2 separate regions of the Homo sapiens genome follow, and region 1 is linked to region 2. Evidence: chromatin contacts called from ENCODE Hi-C data. All regions are on one chromosome and are shown on one strand. The core of a region is the stretch at or near the end of the contact, and the rest is flanking DNA. Distances in the headings are between cores, read along the strand shown.

What was found. Hi-C counts contacts between places; a loop is a spot of excess contacts on that map. Pooled maps may share reads with other maps.
Region 1: a pooled map shows a loop between it and region 2 (15-fold over the local background). The contact joins the enhancer-like site here to the promoter of TUBE1 in region 2. A Hi-C loop is called at or near these places in 6 of 50 pooled maps.

What each region holds. Positions count from the first base shown.
Region 1 is chr6:113,630,181-113,636,889 of GRCh38, reverse strand. All of the region lies in intron 1 of LINC02541 (long intergenic non-protein coding RNA 2541), which reads left to right. Among named protein-coding and RNA genes, the nearest start is that of LINC02541, 17 kb to the left of the region's middle. RefSeq lists enhancers at 1,920-1,969, 4,535-4,584, 5,455-5,594, 5,615-5,914. Within about 2 kb of position 4,494, at least 26 of the 41 ENCODE cell types and tissues checked have a DNase peak (open chromatin) inside an H3K27ac peak, as active enhancers do.
Region 2 is chr6:112,083,739-112,090,823 of GRCh38, reverse strand. TUBE1 (tubulin epsilon 1) reads left to right here and starts at 3,342. Exons shown (of 12, transcript NM_016262.5): 1 at 3,342-3,414; 2 at 3,518-3,591; 3 at 4,216-4,268; 4 at 6,578-6,635. The coding sequence starts at 3,390. It overlaps FAM229B (family with sequence similarity 229 member B), which reads right to left and starts at 3,233. Exons shown (of 4, transcript NM_001033564.3): 1 at 3,104-3,233. RefSeq lists enhancers at 3,173-3,362, 3,097-3,628, 3,763-3,812.

The DNA of each region.
Region 1 (6,709 bases), core at 3,245-5,744, 1.5 Mb before region 2:
ATGCAAATGATCTGACATGCTTTCTGAACTCTAGCAAAACTCTTCTATTTTTATTTATTTAGTTTTTGAGACAGGGTCTCTCTGTGTTGCCCAGGCTGCAGTGTAGTTGGGTGATCATAGCTCACTGCAACCTTTAACTCCTGGATTCAAGCTATCCTTCCACCTCAGCCTCCCATGTAGCTGGGATGACTGGTATGCACCATCACACCTGGCTAATTTTTAAACTTTTTTGTAGAGACAGAGTCTTGTTATCTTTCCGTGTTGCCCAGGCTGGTGTCAAATTCCTGGCTTCAAGTGATCTTCTCACATTGGCCTCCCTAAGTGCTGGGATTATAGGTGTGTGCCACTGTGCTCAGCCAGAACTGTTAATTTTGTATCCATTTTAGATCTAGTTTAGTTTAATAAACATTAGTTGAGCTCCTGCTGTTTTCCAGACATGGCCAGAGGCTGATGACCTCATGTAAGCTGTGGAAGAATTCCAGTGTAGCTGGGGAGATAATAAGTAAGCAGGTCCTTTCACTGTAATAAAACAGGATGCAATAAGATAAAATGTTATTACAGAAATGATTTCTAATGTAAAAAAAAAACTTTTTAAAACCAATTAAAACTATGTAAATGGCCAGTTGTAGGATGAGCTAGGATTCTGGAAACAGGTAAGTATAGTTCTGAGTCCTGCCTCTGCCTTTGTGTGACTGAGCAAATCACTTTATTTGTAAAAGACTCATGTACAAAATACAGGCACTAAAAATACATACATCATACAGTTATTTGGAAACTCAGTCACTGTTACATGTTAATTATTATTATAGTTAGTTATCAGTTATTGAACTATCACTATTTTACCATGATTACACAAAGTCATGGAAAATAATTACATCCAGGAAGATCATAAAATGCCTTGACTTTATATACTGTGGTTTTATCAAATATATATTTAGTCTTCCAAAATATACAAATGTTTGGGCTTTGCAGAAAAAGATGCTTATTTTTCTTTTTCCATTCAGATGTTTTGACATCATGTAGACTCTAATGTTTATGTTTTGTTGTCAAGGTGCAATTAGAACCTTCCAAATTACCATCTAAGGTGTTCAAAGTTTTTTATGCTCACATTAGGTTTGACATTACACATTTATTAGTCACTTCAGTGCTGTTATGATTTTTGTATCATACAAAATTTGATGCCAAAGCCTTTATAGCAGATGTGTTCAACAGGAAAAAACTTTACAAGAAATTTTCATCTATGTTAGTCTCCCATAAATGTACTTCTTCTCGGTACACTTAATCTCTGTCTCCTTCAGCCTCTACCATCAAAATACCTCTGGCAAGGTCATCTCTCCTGCCCTGGAGACATTGTGCTACCCTGCTGATTCTGTAAGGAATTTGGTATTACAGTGTCTGGCCCTGTCCTCAGGCTCTCTGGTTACCTCTTCTCTCCAACTTTGGACCTGTCTTAGCATTCCTTAAATCCATCCAGGTATGGTTGGCTCTTCCTTGGTCCCAGCTGACTCAGTCCCAAGATCCTTCCCCAACATTGCCTCTGGCCTCAGAACCAGCATCTTTGCTCTTGCTTTTTTCACTTCCAACCAGGCATTCTTCTTGCATCAGTCTTTGTTTCCAAGAATTTCTCATTTAGTGTTCATTCTCATGTTCTATGGGAAATACACCTGTATCTTCCAAACTTGTTAACTCCATTTGGTTCTCTCCAATTTTGTAAAGACCCATTTTGTCTGAGAAAACCCTACAGCCTCCCTTGTCCCTTAGATATGATTCATCAATGGAATCTCCCTGCTTTTCCTTGTTTAAGTAAGTGCTAGAGTCTAATGTAACCCCACTGGGAATTTTCATAACTTCTTGTCAACTCTGAGGTTTACAAAATTGTTGAGCTCACTTCCTCATTTCAGTGATTGTGGAACTAACCCAACATAGAACCAAAATTTAGGGTGGCTGTCATTAGAATGATTTCTAAACAAAAGTGTGAATGATGTTGCTTGCCTGTCAGATAATTTATTCACTACTTTCCCCCACCCCAGCATTACCCCCTTAGAAATCAATAGGCTTTCTAAACGGGTTTCTCCCTTTCATCCTTCCTTCTCTGCCACACCCCCATCACCAACATTTCAGATCCTCTTAGCACATTTATTAGTCCATGAGGCCTCTTCCTGAAGGTCACACTAAGTGTTAATAGTGGTTTAGTGAGTTTCCCCAACCCACTAGGAATCTTTAGAAAAGCAAACAAATACACTTTTAAATGGGAAGTGAATTGAGTGGGGAGTGTACGCTCTTCAAGTAGGGGAATTTTGTGATTTGGGGCATGTAGGTGTAGAGTGAGTGTGAGAGGTTTAGTGCTTTCCTGTACCCATTTAACACCCGGACCCAGGCCCATATTTCTTTCACTGATTGTGCCAGACGTTTTATGTGTTCTTCCAACAGTACCAGTACTGAGTAATAGTACTCAAGTTTATCTAGAAACTCAAGTTATCACCATGTCCAAGTAAAAGAACCATCATCTCTGTTCAGCCTTGTCTCTCTTCTGTGGAATCTTCCCCATGTTGCATAACTATCTTGGAGGGAGACATGTTCTCTCCCATTTATATAACCTTGTTCTCTTCTAGAGAAACAGCTCTGTGTTAAAGACACTTGAGGGAAAATGGCATTACTGATGAGATGATATTTAGTTGTCCCTTCAGAGCCAAAGGGCAGTGATTCAAAAACATTTAGGGAAATAGAAGTAACTCTTTGTAAGCTAACCAAACAGTGACCTGAACTCTTTTACCTTGTGATTTCTTATGAGTGCTTAGTTTAGTCGCCTGAAGATCAATCTTGAAATTAACAGGCTATTTTGGATTATAACAAGATTATTTAGAGACTCAAACATTCCAGAGTTCCTTTAGTAGATGACTTCTATCATGACAAGCAAGCTAAAAGGTCAGTGGTCCCAAAGTGGGGTGCACATGATCTATTGAGGTACAGAAAAAGAGAATAATAAAAATATATAAATGTATCATTATTAATAAATATAATCTTTAAAAAGATGAATTTTTATGAATGATTTATATTATTCACAATAAATTAATAATGATTATGTCATTCATAAATAAAAACATAGATATATGGTAGTACATGCTTAAATTTTATTTAAACTAGTAAGAAGGTGGGATCAAATACAGTGAAAGTCTAATGGTTAGGTAACACTTTGGCTGTAATACCCTCTTCCCTCTAATCAATGCAGTATAATAAAGACAGGTTCTAATATCTCCTCCTGAAACTGGGAGGAATTTTAAACATTCTCCCTTCTACATCATCAGAACAATATAGTTTTACTTTCACTACCTTTAAAAACATTAAGGAAAGTAGAGAACAATATTCAGATTAGTTATAAGATCAATTTTCCTATCTCCTTCTATAAGTTTCTAGGATTTTGTATATTTGGTGTGTAACATACTAACTATGTTGTATTTTTCTGTGCTTTTAGTCACAAAAAGATCCTTGCTTAAAACAAACATTTTCTAAAGACATCAAAGGCCATGTAGAAAAACATAATATAAAAAGTATTTGCAAGCTGGGTGTGGTAGCTCCCATGTCTGTAATCCTAGCACTTTGGGAGGCAGAGGTGGGAGGATCACTGCTCCTCACCCACCTACAGGTGGCTCCCATGCTTGTAATCCCAACACTTTGGGAGGCAGAGGTGGGAGGATCGCTTGAGCCCAGGAGTTTGAGACCAGCCTGAGTAACATAGTGAGACCCTGACTCAAAAATTAGCTGGGCATGGCGGCTCATGCCTGTAGTGCTAGCTATTTGGTCTTGAACTCCTGGCTTCAAGCAATCCTCCCACCTCAGACTCCCAAAGTGCTGGGATTACAGGCATGAGCCACCACACCTGCCCTATCCTACCTATTTGGGAGGCCAAGGTGGGAGGATTGCTTGAGCCTGAAAGGTCGAGGCTTCAGTGAGCCATTATTGTGCCACTGCACTCTAGCCTGCATGGCAGAGCAAGATCCTGTATCAAAAAAAAAAAAAAAAAAAAAGAATTTACAGTTGTGTGCCATAGCTTATTAGCAACAGTAGAGAAATTATAGCACAATATTTGCTGATACCACAAGGGAACACATATTTGTGGTGTCTATCTTTCATGTGTTTTTATTTTAGGAAATGAATGCTGATGTTAGGCAACTTAATCCCTTCCTTGTGACTTTTGCTCCTATTTCCAAGCTGGGTATCTCTTACACAGGCATTAACAAGTAGGTTGACTGTCGGGACAAGCCCAGGGATGGCATTGTTTCTATTTGCTGATAAATGACTCTGGGGCTGTGAAGACTCAGACCCAAGGAGTGACTCAGAAAGTCAGGGGCCCATGTCATTCTGCTCTGGGTTCAGACGTGCACTGCAGCAGCACCGGGACTTGACAGCCCTACGGCTCGATCAGCTTTCTGTTTTCATTGCCTTACGATGCCATGAGTGGAACTATTGTCAAATCAGAGTTCACTCCCCAGCTTTTCAGTCTTTCCCCTAATTCTTGCTCTATCAGAGGTCGAGGACAACAGTATAATGATTCATAGGTTCTACTTCCTGGCAAGTAATCATTTTCCCACGGTGAGTAATGATTTATGCTGAGAGGGGTAAAGAATTGTGATTTGCTTTTTTCTGTGTGGCCTTTCTGCTGACAGAGGGTTGGCTAGGAATACTTTTTTTTTCCATTTGTAAGGCCATCTAGAAAATGTTTTAAAGCATTTTAATTTTTTAAACATAGGCTCTTTAAATATATATATTATTCATAGAGAACTGGAATAATCCCCTCATATACTTTGTTAAAAAACAAAGACAATTTTGAAATTTCCTTTTTTATGTTGGCATGTGAGGACTCGGTGTGCCTCATAGAAGTCAAGAGCTGTAGAGGCCCACTACAACCCCACTTTTTAGATGGGAACACTGAGACCTGGAGAAGTTACTTGAGTTGTCCATTTCCACAGAACTGGCTAGTGACAGAGACAGATTGAAGCTTAAATTAGCTCATCATAGGCTATGATTTTATCTAACTTTAGGCTTACTTGTACCATGTCATAAGGGGAAATCTAGGTTTAAAGAAGTCCATGACTTTCACAGTGAACCACATGAATTAATGACAGAAGGGCCAAGGCAGAAGCATAGTAATTGGTATCGGATGGACCTTGGCTTGAATCGTGGCCCTGGAACTGGATGATGTTGGCTAATTTACTTAATTTATCTGAGTATGTTTTCTCACTTTACAGATGAGAATGGGGATAATAATGTCAATTTCATATCATCTGATGTAAGAGTAAGAGATAAGGCATGCAAGGCTCCTGACACATGGTAGGCTTTCAATAAACAGAAGCTCTAATTATTTTTTAAAACTAAGCGACACCTGTCCTTGCTCTCTGGGTTTCCTTTTCAAAGCAGCCCTAGTTATACTTCGCACTATCTTAGAACTTTGCTTTGTCAGACTCAACAGTTAGTTTTCTCAAGCCACTACTGAAATTTTTCCCTTAGTACTCTGCATCTGAGTTGTCTCATTTCCTGGAGGCCCTGTCACAGGCCAGTAGGCTGTTACAGAACATGATCTGAAACCTCACTGGCAAGGGAAGTCCCCTTCAAAAGAGGCATTTTTTTCCCCTTCTGGAGTTTCACGCTTCTCTTTCAGATTATGTAGGCAACCCCTCAACCGGAGGACACAGATGAAGGTCCTGCCCCGATTGTCCTGTGGACAGTGTGGGTGCAGTGGGGAGGCTGAGGGTCTGGGCATATTTGCCCCATATGTCGTCACTGCCACCATTTCTGCCTCTGTACCTCCATGTCCTTTCAGCTTCCCCACAAATGGCCTTTGTTTTTTTTTTTCTCTTCCCTTTGGTCTCCCCCTCCCACCTCACCAGGACCAACTCTTGAAACACCCAGTGGGAAATTTAGAGGAGTCTGTGATACGTGGGGGAGTATTGGAGCTTTGCATTTCTGTGTTTTCTTACTTCCTTTAGAGCTCACAGGGATTTCCTAAGCAGTCTCTTCTGTGCCCAGTGGCCAAGACTGGCTCCCTCCCCCTGTGATGGGGAATTGCCACCTAGGTGCAGGTGGTTCTTCTTTTACTTCTTCTTTTCTAAAAAACACAGTTACAAAAATATACACCTTATGTTCAGGTCTTGCAATGAAAAAAATTGCTCTAGTGATTTTTGTAGTATTTTTTCTATAACTGAAATGCTATTTACATATCATGATAAGAGATAGTCCATTTCATTAAATGGGCTCATTCCTTTAATTGAAGTGTGTGTGTGTGTGTGTGTGTGTTTATTGGCATACTTTCTAGATATTTTGTCACCAGGGAATTTCCCACTTGAGTATATGTTGTAACATAAGTGAATAGTCTGCAATATTTTTTTTGAGACAGAGCCTTGCTATGTTGCCTAGGCTGCAATATTTTTTAAACATTAATATTTACATAGAGATTTGTACTAAGTGTTTTGAAAATCCTTTAAATCACATTAAATATCATAAAAGAGATTTTTCATAATTAGAAAATATAGCCTCAATCCCATCCTTTTATTGTAATGATTGGTTTCATTTTCATATATTAACTTTCATTTTTTATTCATGTATTATAGTTTCATTAGGGTAGGGTCTAAAATTTGTGCTATCAAAATGAAACTAGCTATTGCTTCACGTTTACTGCAATAAGCCCACCTGCTTTTCTGATTTTGTGTGCACT
Region 2 (7,085 bases), core at 2,093-4,592:
TGTTAATCAGATTGATTTAATCATTCCACAATGTAAATATTTATCAAAAAATCAACTGTACCCCATTAATATACACAATAATTAATCAATTTAAAATCAAACAAATCAAAAATGGACCAAATAATGGCAGATCATCAGCCTGAGTGCCAGAAGGGGGATAACATAAAGCATAGCCCCCAGACACCCCTCAATGGACATGTATCATGTACAAAAAAAAAATTGTTGTTTTACACCACTGAGATTTTGGGGTTGATTGTTACCACAGCACAACAAAGTTTATGCTGATGTATACAGACTTTGGTCCAGACTTAGGTACCGCTATAACAAAAATCTAAAATATAAGTCACCATACCTAAGTGGTCAAGCAGCAATTAACAAGGAAACTGTTGTGGAAAGCTAAAAGGATAGTGATCTATGTCACCCAGGAACAAACCTATTGGGAAAAATCTTTGGAAAACTCTGTGATAACCTAGAAGGCATGTGATTTAACTAATGAATTTAAATGTTGGGAGAAGAGGCTGGAAAACAATAACATGTCAGTTGCTACTGTTTGTCAAGTTATATGAGAAAGAGATGAGCTCAGAAATGGCGGTGTGCAAGCAAGAATAAAAACAGACCACCCACAACTCTGAATTATATTTTAATGACAACTTACAAAAGCTACAGAATAATTTTCTTCTAAAACATTTTATTCCCCTTCAGAACTTTGCAGCATGTTTTCAATGCCTTCCAGTACTGAATGTGCTATATAGATGAGTCTAAAGTACTCTAATTAATTGTTTTTTCTTCATCCCACTCCCCCGTTCATTTCATGCCTAGGTACCTAAAAAATTCTCTCTTTATTCTGAAAAGTTGAATGCCTTAATGAGGCTGCATGTCTTGGTGTTGATTTTTCTATAAATTGTCCTATAGAACATAGTGTGTATCCTTTTAATCTATGTATTTTTCTTCCTTTTTTTTTATCAAGTACATTTTTTCCTCCATTTGCTGTGGGCACATGTTAATCTTATGTTGAGCCATCTTTGTCTCCTTCATACATATTATTTTTAATAACTTTCATATCTCTGGGTTTTGCCTAGTATTGTTATTATTTTAAGACTTTCCTCTACATTATAATTTGATGTGCATCTCTCTAGTCTGCTTCTTAAATGCTTTTAAAAATTATTTCTTTAAGTCCTTTAAGGTGGATGTTGTTGTCTTCAGTTAATTTCCTTAGTTCTTTTATCTCCATTTTATTTCATTTATTCATCAAATATTTATTTACTATCTACTATATGCAAGGTACTATCCCTAGTAGTGGATAAAACAACAAGACTCAGCCCTCATAGAGCTTGAGTCTTATTATTTTAGTATCTTGTCTTTAAGTTCCTGTTTTATTGCATTCATATTCTTAAGTTCTTCTTCAGCACAAAGTAGATATGATGAATTTTCTTTTCTCCCCTCTTAGGCTAGGTTTTACCCCAAGGTCTTGTACTTTATCCATCTTTTACATCGTTCCTTCCTTCCTCTCCCCCTTCCCTCCCTCTCTCCCTTCCATCCTTGTCTTCCTTCCTTCAATTTTAGGAGTCCATAGGATTCCCAATAATTTTTTTCTTTTTCATTTTCAGCATGTGGAATTCTGTTCACTCTATTTGCTCTGTATGTTGGTCAGCTATCACTACAATAAAACTGCACCCCAAAATTTCAGTAATTTCAACCAAAAACATTTCTCTTGCTTATAATATTCTGAATAGCCCGCTGCGGTTCAACCGATCTCAACTTGGCTCACCCGGGTTTGCATATACGGAAGTTTTGGAGTGGCTGGCATGTGAGGCTCTACCTTGCTTGGCTCTTAAGCAGAACTGTCTCTCAGTCTGATTCTCTAGAGACTGAAGTTATTAATAAGATGTGTTAGGACTTTTCTTTCCTGTGTGGGGAATAATGACTGGGACTGCATGAAGGGTAGGGCTCTGCAAAGGCCAGTGTATCATCTCACCTAGCACTGATAACACACTGATACAGACCTATTCACATCACTGCCTACAAACTGGACCAAGACTTGCAAATTTTGGAAGCCCCAGACGTTGGGACTTTAGCATCAAGACCTAAAATGCCCAACTTTACCTCTACCACTGACCCCATACTCAGTAAGAAGTTAAGAATAAATCCAGCCTACAAAAATTTACTGACCGAAAGCTGCCTATTACCAAAAGATATAAAATCCATTGCAACTTTAAACCTACCGGCTACCAGAGAAATTTAATAGTAACTACTACGTGTCTTGGTGGGACAATAAAGTGTTCTAATCCATTGAATATTACAGTTCATATTAGCACATATTCATAGCACATACCATATAACTTTTTATTAAACAAAGAAGACTTCTTAGAGTTTCGTAGTTCTTCAGAATTTTTGTGGAAAATATTAATTTCATTAAAGAAGTACTTGAGTTCTTAATTAAAATCTGGTCTAATTTGATCAATAGAAGTTTACATATTTTAATGTTTGACAATTTTAAGTAGTTGGTAATTGTCATAATGCCTAACTTTTTAATCTTCTCCTGCCTATCCCATCTAAATACCCATCTAAATGCCTAGTGTTAATCTCGTGTCTTCTATCAGACTTCTACATACTCATCTACATCCTCAACCACTGAATCCTATTGCACTTATAGTCAACGCCACACAATTCTTTAAGTATTTCGCGTGTATGTCTTCAATTAGATTGTAAGCTTCTTGGAACTGGATCTATGCCTTAATTTCTTTCTAATCTTCCCAGCGAGCCTACAAGTTAATTTGGGGAGTATACAGCGTTCAACAAATACTGGTTGGGTCTGTGACCTTAGCTTTGCCATTTTTGTCAAAGCGTATAACCATCTAGTTTCAATTGTGCCCTGACATGACTATTTCTCTGGGGTTTCTCTTTGCTCAACGCCATTGTTCATTTTCTATTAGAATAAAGGGCTTGTTGAACAGAGATGCCAACGCAGCGTCCCGTGGAATCTGAATAAACGGACTGATCCACCGCCCCGGGTGTTGAGGCTGTGAACAAAAATTAAACCTCTGATAGCCCACGAACAGCTTAACGACACATATTTTAAAATACCACTCCAAAGCCTAGTTACCTGCCAGTTACCCCGGCCTCCGGAGCTGCCGATGCTCGAAGATGTTGACAAGGCAGCTAGGATATACAGTCCAGAAGCCCAGTCGCTACGGTAACGGTGACACGCAAGTGCACTTGCGCGGCCTTCTGACGGAAAACCTTAGCCTGAACCTACAGACGTGCTTAGCGACGGCAGAGGCTTGCGGCAGTAGCGTGACTTACGGCAGCTCTCTAGCAGAGCGCCGTTGCTGGGGGAATGCAGAAGCGGCCGCGGGCTAGCAAGCTCCCGGAGCCGGCGGCGCACCACCATGACCCAGTCGGTGGTCGTACAGGGTAAGCTACGCCGGGCGGGTAGAGACCTGGTCGCCGCGGAATCCAGCGGCCATGTTTCCTGCTTAATGTCCTATTCTCTTTCCTTCCTCTCCTCCGGTCGCAGTCGGCCAGTGCGGAAACCAGATCGGCTGCTGCTTCTGGGACCTGGCACTAAGGGAGCACGCCGCGGTCAACCAGGTACCCGCCCGCCGCCGCGAGCCCCCTCGCCTGTCAGCTAGGTCTTCCAGCCCATACGCAGGAAATAATCGACTTGAGCTTTCATCTGACCCGTTTAAGATGCATGGGATCTTCCCAGTAAAGAACGTACTGGTTTTTAAACATGTTGCGTCAGACACACACTAAACTAAAAGAACACTGGCCAGCGACCTTAGTCTTAACGTTTTTCCTGATTCTCAGGGTCTCCTCTTTATTGGTGTTCGTGTGCAGAACAGTGAGATTTGTATATGGGAAAGTACTTTGTAAAATAGATAACACGTGTGGTTATTGTATTCCTTAATTTAACCAGTCAGCTTTTAAAAAGATTACGAAGAATCCAGAGAACGCTCATTTGATGGACCTGTCCTACAGTCCTATGGGTGAAATCCTTTCTTTAGCACCCCCTGCTGAACTTTTTATCTGTAGATCTGGCATTTACTCTTCTAAGGAGATTGGGAAGAGTCAGGCTCCGCATTTTGTGATACTTGGTTTTTCTTATCAGAGTCTCATCCTAGCCATTACAGTATTATGTAATTAAAATTGAAAGAACTTGATTTGGGCGAGAAGCAAAACCTAAATGCTATTAACATATGTTTTTCTTTTTAGAAAGGAATTTATGATGAGGCAATAAGCAGCTTCTTTAGAAATGTGGACACCAGGTAAGATGGGATTAAAGTCTGTCACAGTGTGATACTTTAAGTTTCAGTAGCTTGGGAGAGAATTCTTCAAAGGACAATAAAAATAGCCAGCTGCGAAGTTGTGTTTTTTTGTTTCATTATTGAAAGCATATTTATTCTATTAGATTATTAATATTCTTATATCATTTTCCCGAAGAAGACAACAGATTTCCCTTTAGTGTGACTTCTTTTAACTTAACCTTGAAATAAGTTTCATTAAAAGAAAGCTGAAATTTTCCCAGAGGGCATCTTGTTAATGCATCCTGTAATAACTAACTTTTGAAAGAAAAATATATTGTTTACATATATGCTGTAAGTATAAAAATATACTTAAAAAGGTGACAAGCAGTTGTTGGATTGTTTTTGTTTATTTAATAAAGAGTATATGTAAGTACCATATATGTTTTATCTGGAAGAGTAATTTAAGTTGCCGTTTAGGATATCTCCATAAGCTTTTAATATTAAATCATTAAGTTCATGCATTTTCAAAATACTTCATAAAACTAACTGTCCTGTGCTTAAACTGAAAAATACATACTTCGTGTCAGGCTTTAATCCAATAGGAACATCAGTTCTAGTTTAAAATAGTTGGCTGGGTGTGTGAGCAGTTATCTTCAGAGAAAGCTGATTAGTCCGCGCTTCCTGGGTGAATTCCAGAGTCTATCTAGGGCACTGGCTTGCAAACTCAGAAGTGTCATTGGCATCTCGAGATGGGTTCAGTGCTCTCCAGTACAGCCAGGTTAACCAAAGACCAAATTCTCATTTTCATAGGCACATTACTTTATCTTTTGTAGGAAATCTAACTGAAAAGCTGTGTAATAATCTGAAGGTTGCTTGGTGACCATGGAATCAGACCAAAGGAAGTTAGTTACTTTAATGGCTGGTATCATTTATATTTATTTTATGGAGATATCTGTCATATAGACTATAGATTCCCTCTTATTTGTAGCCCACAATATCCTCACCTCTAAATTCTCTTAGGAGACTCAAATTTGCTTCTGTCATACTTCCTTTCCGGCGCTTCTCTTGCTAAGTTCCTACACCCACCTCTTTACTTCTTGTTACCCAACGCTTACATTGAGTATTACATAGTTGAGACTCAGCCTGGGAGCTTTTCTTTCTTCATAAGGTGACTCTTCATAACTACACTCTCATCTACTCTGTGTGTTTTATACTTTAACCTGAGAGCACTATTATTTTCCCGGTAAGTTTGGCAAACAGGGTTGTGGCATCTTGCACTTCTTTCTGTGTACTATCAACACATGCAGCATCTGTTCCACAGCTTAGTACAAAAAATATTTTTCAAAGTAAAACCATATCTTTGTGTACTATTCTTATCAAATTTTTATACCTTTTGAGTAGCATGATAGGAATTTACCTACAGCATGGGTTGGCATGCATATATTTTCTGTAAAGGACCAGGCAGTAAATATTTTAGGTTTTGTGAACCATAAAGTCTTTTGCACCACTACTTGATCTGTAGCATGATTGTGGGCATAGGTAATACATAAAGGAATGGGTGTGTCCACATTTGAATAAAATTTTATTTAGGAAAACAGGCAGCTAGTTGAATTTGGCCTGATGATTGGCTACCCTTCATATATTCCGTCTTGTGAACTGTCTTTATTGACCCATATACTGCGTTAGATTTTAGTACTTTGGCAACTTATTTCCAACGTGAAATTCTGAGAACAACCTTAGATACTCAATGGTAAATACCAGTTATATCAGTTGATGGGTGTTAACTGCAATAGAAAACTACATTAATGGTGGCTGAGGCAGTAAAGGTATTCATTTATCTCACAAATCTGCAAATCAGATGTTCTAGGTTTAAAGGAATGCCTCAAAGATCTAATACTATATATGTTCCACTGTCCATAAGTGTGTTGGCTTTTTGTACTTGTATTATTACTTCATGACTATAAAATGGCAGTCTTCTCCAGGAATCACATCCATATTCAAGTTTGAGGCAGGAAAAAGAAAGAAGATAGGCACCAACTGCATCTGGTCCTTCTTTAAAAGCTTCCCAGAATACTTCCCCTTTATCTCATTGGCTAGAACTGGATTACATGGCCAGCCCTAACTACAAAGAAAGCCAGGAAACTAAGTACCTCACTTTTTCAGCCTAATGGGAGGTAAGCAAGGAAGAAAGAGATTAGGAATAGCTGTTGTGTCTGCCTTACCTGGCCTATAAGCAGTCTTATTATATAAATGGAAGTTAACTTTATCACCTGATAGTGCTATTAGCCATGGAAGATCTTATGACCATTTCTCATTTTTTTATCTTTCAGAGTGGTTGGTGATGGTGGAAGTATTTCCAAGGGAAAAATATGTTCTTTAAAAGCACGAGTAAGATACATATGCTTGGATTCTTATATTACATGTATTTTTTAAATAACTATTCTCAGTAACTATCATGAGAATAAAACTTTAAACTTTTCAAAGTAGAAAAAAATTACTAAGCCACATTTAATATAAATATAACTAAGCAGACATTTGTGTCCACCTAACACATTAGGGGGAAAAGCCCATACTTTAAAACACTGTAGTTAGCCTGTTTTCAGGAGAAATAGTGTCTAGATAAATGATAACAAAAGGAGCATTCTTAACTCTAAGGACCTGAAATACGTACTAGTACAGTTTAATGTTTTATTTAAAGATACTGGAAGATTTATTTGCATCAAAGTTACTACCAATAAAAAACATGGAACCAGCCACATTGTAGTGAATAAAAACCATTCACCATATAAGTTCTCCTGAACCAAGTACTTCAGGTTCTTAGCCCATATTTACAGTCTT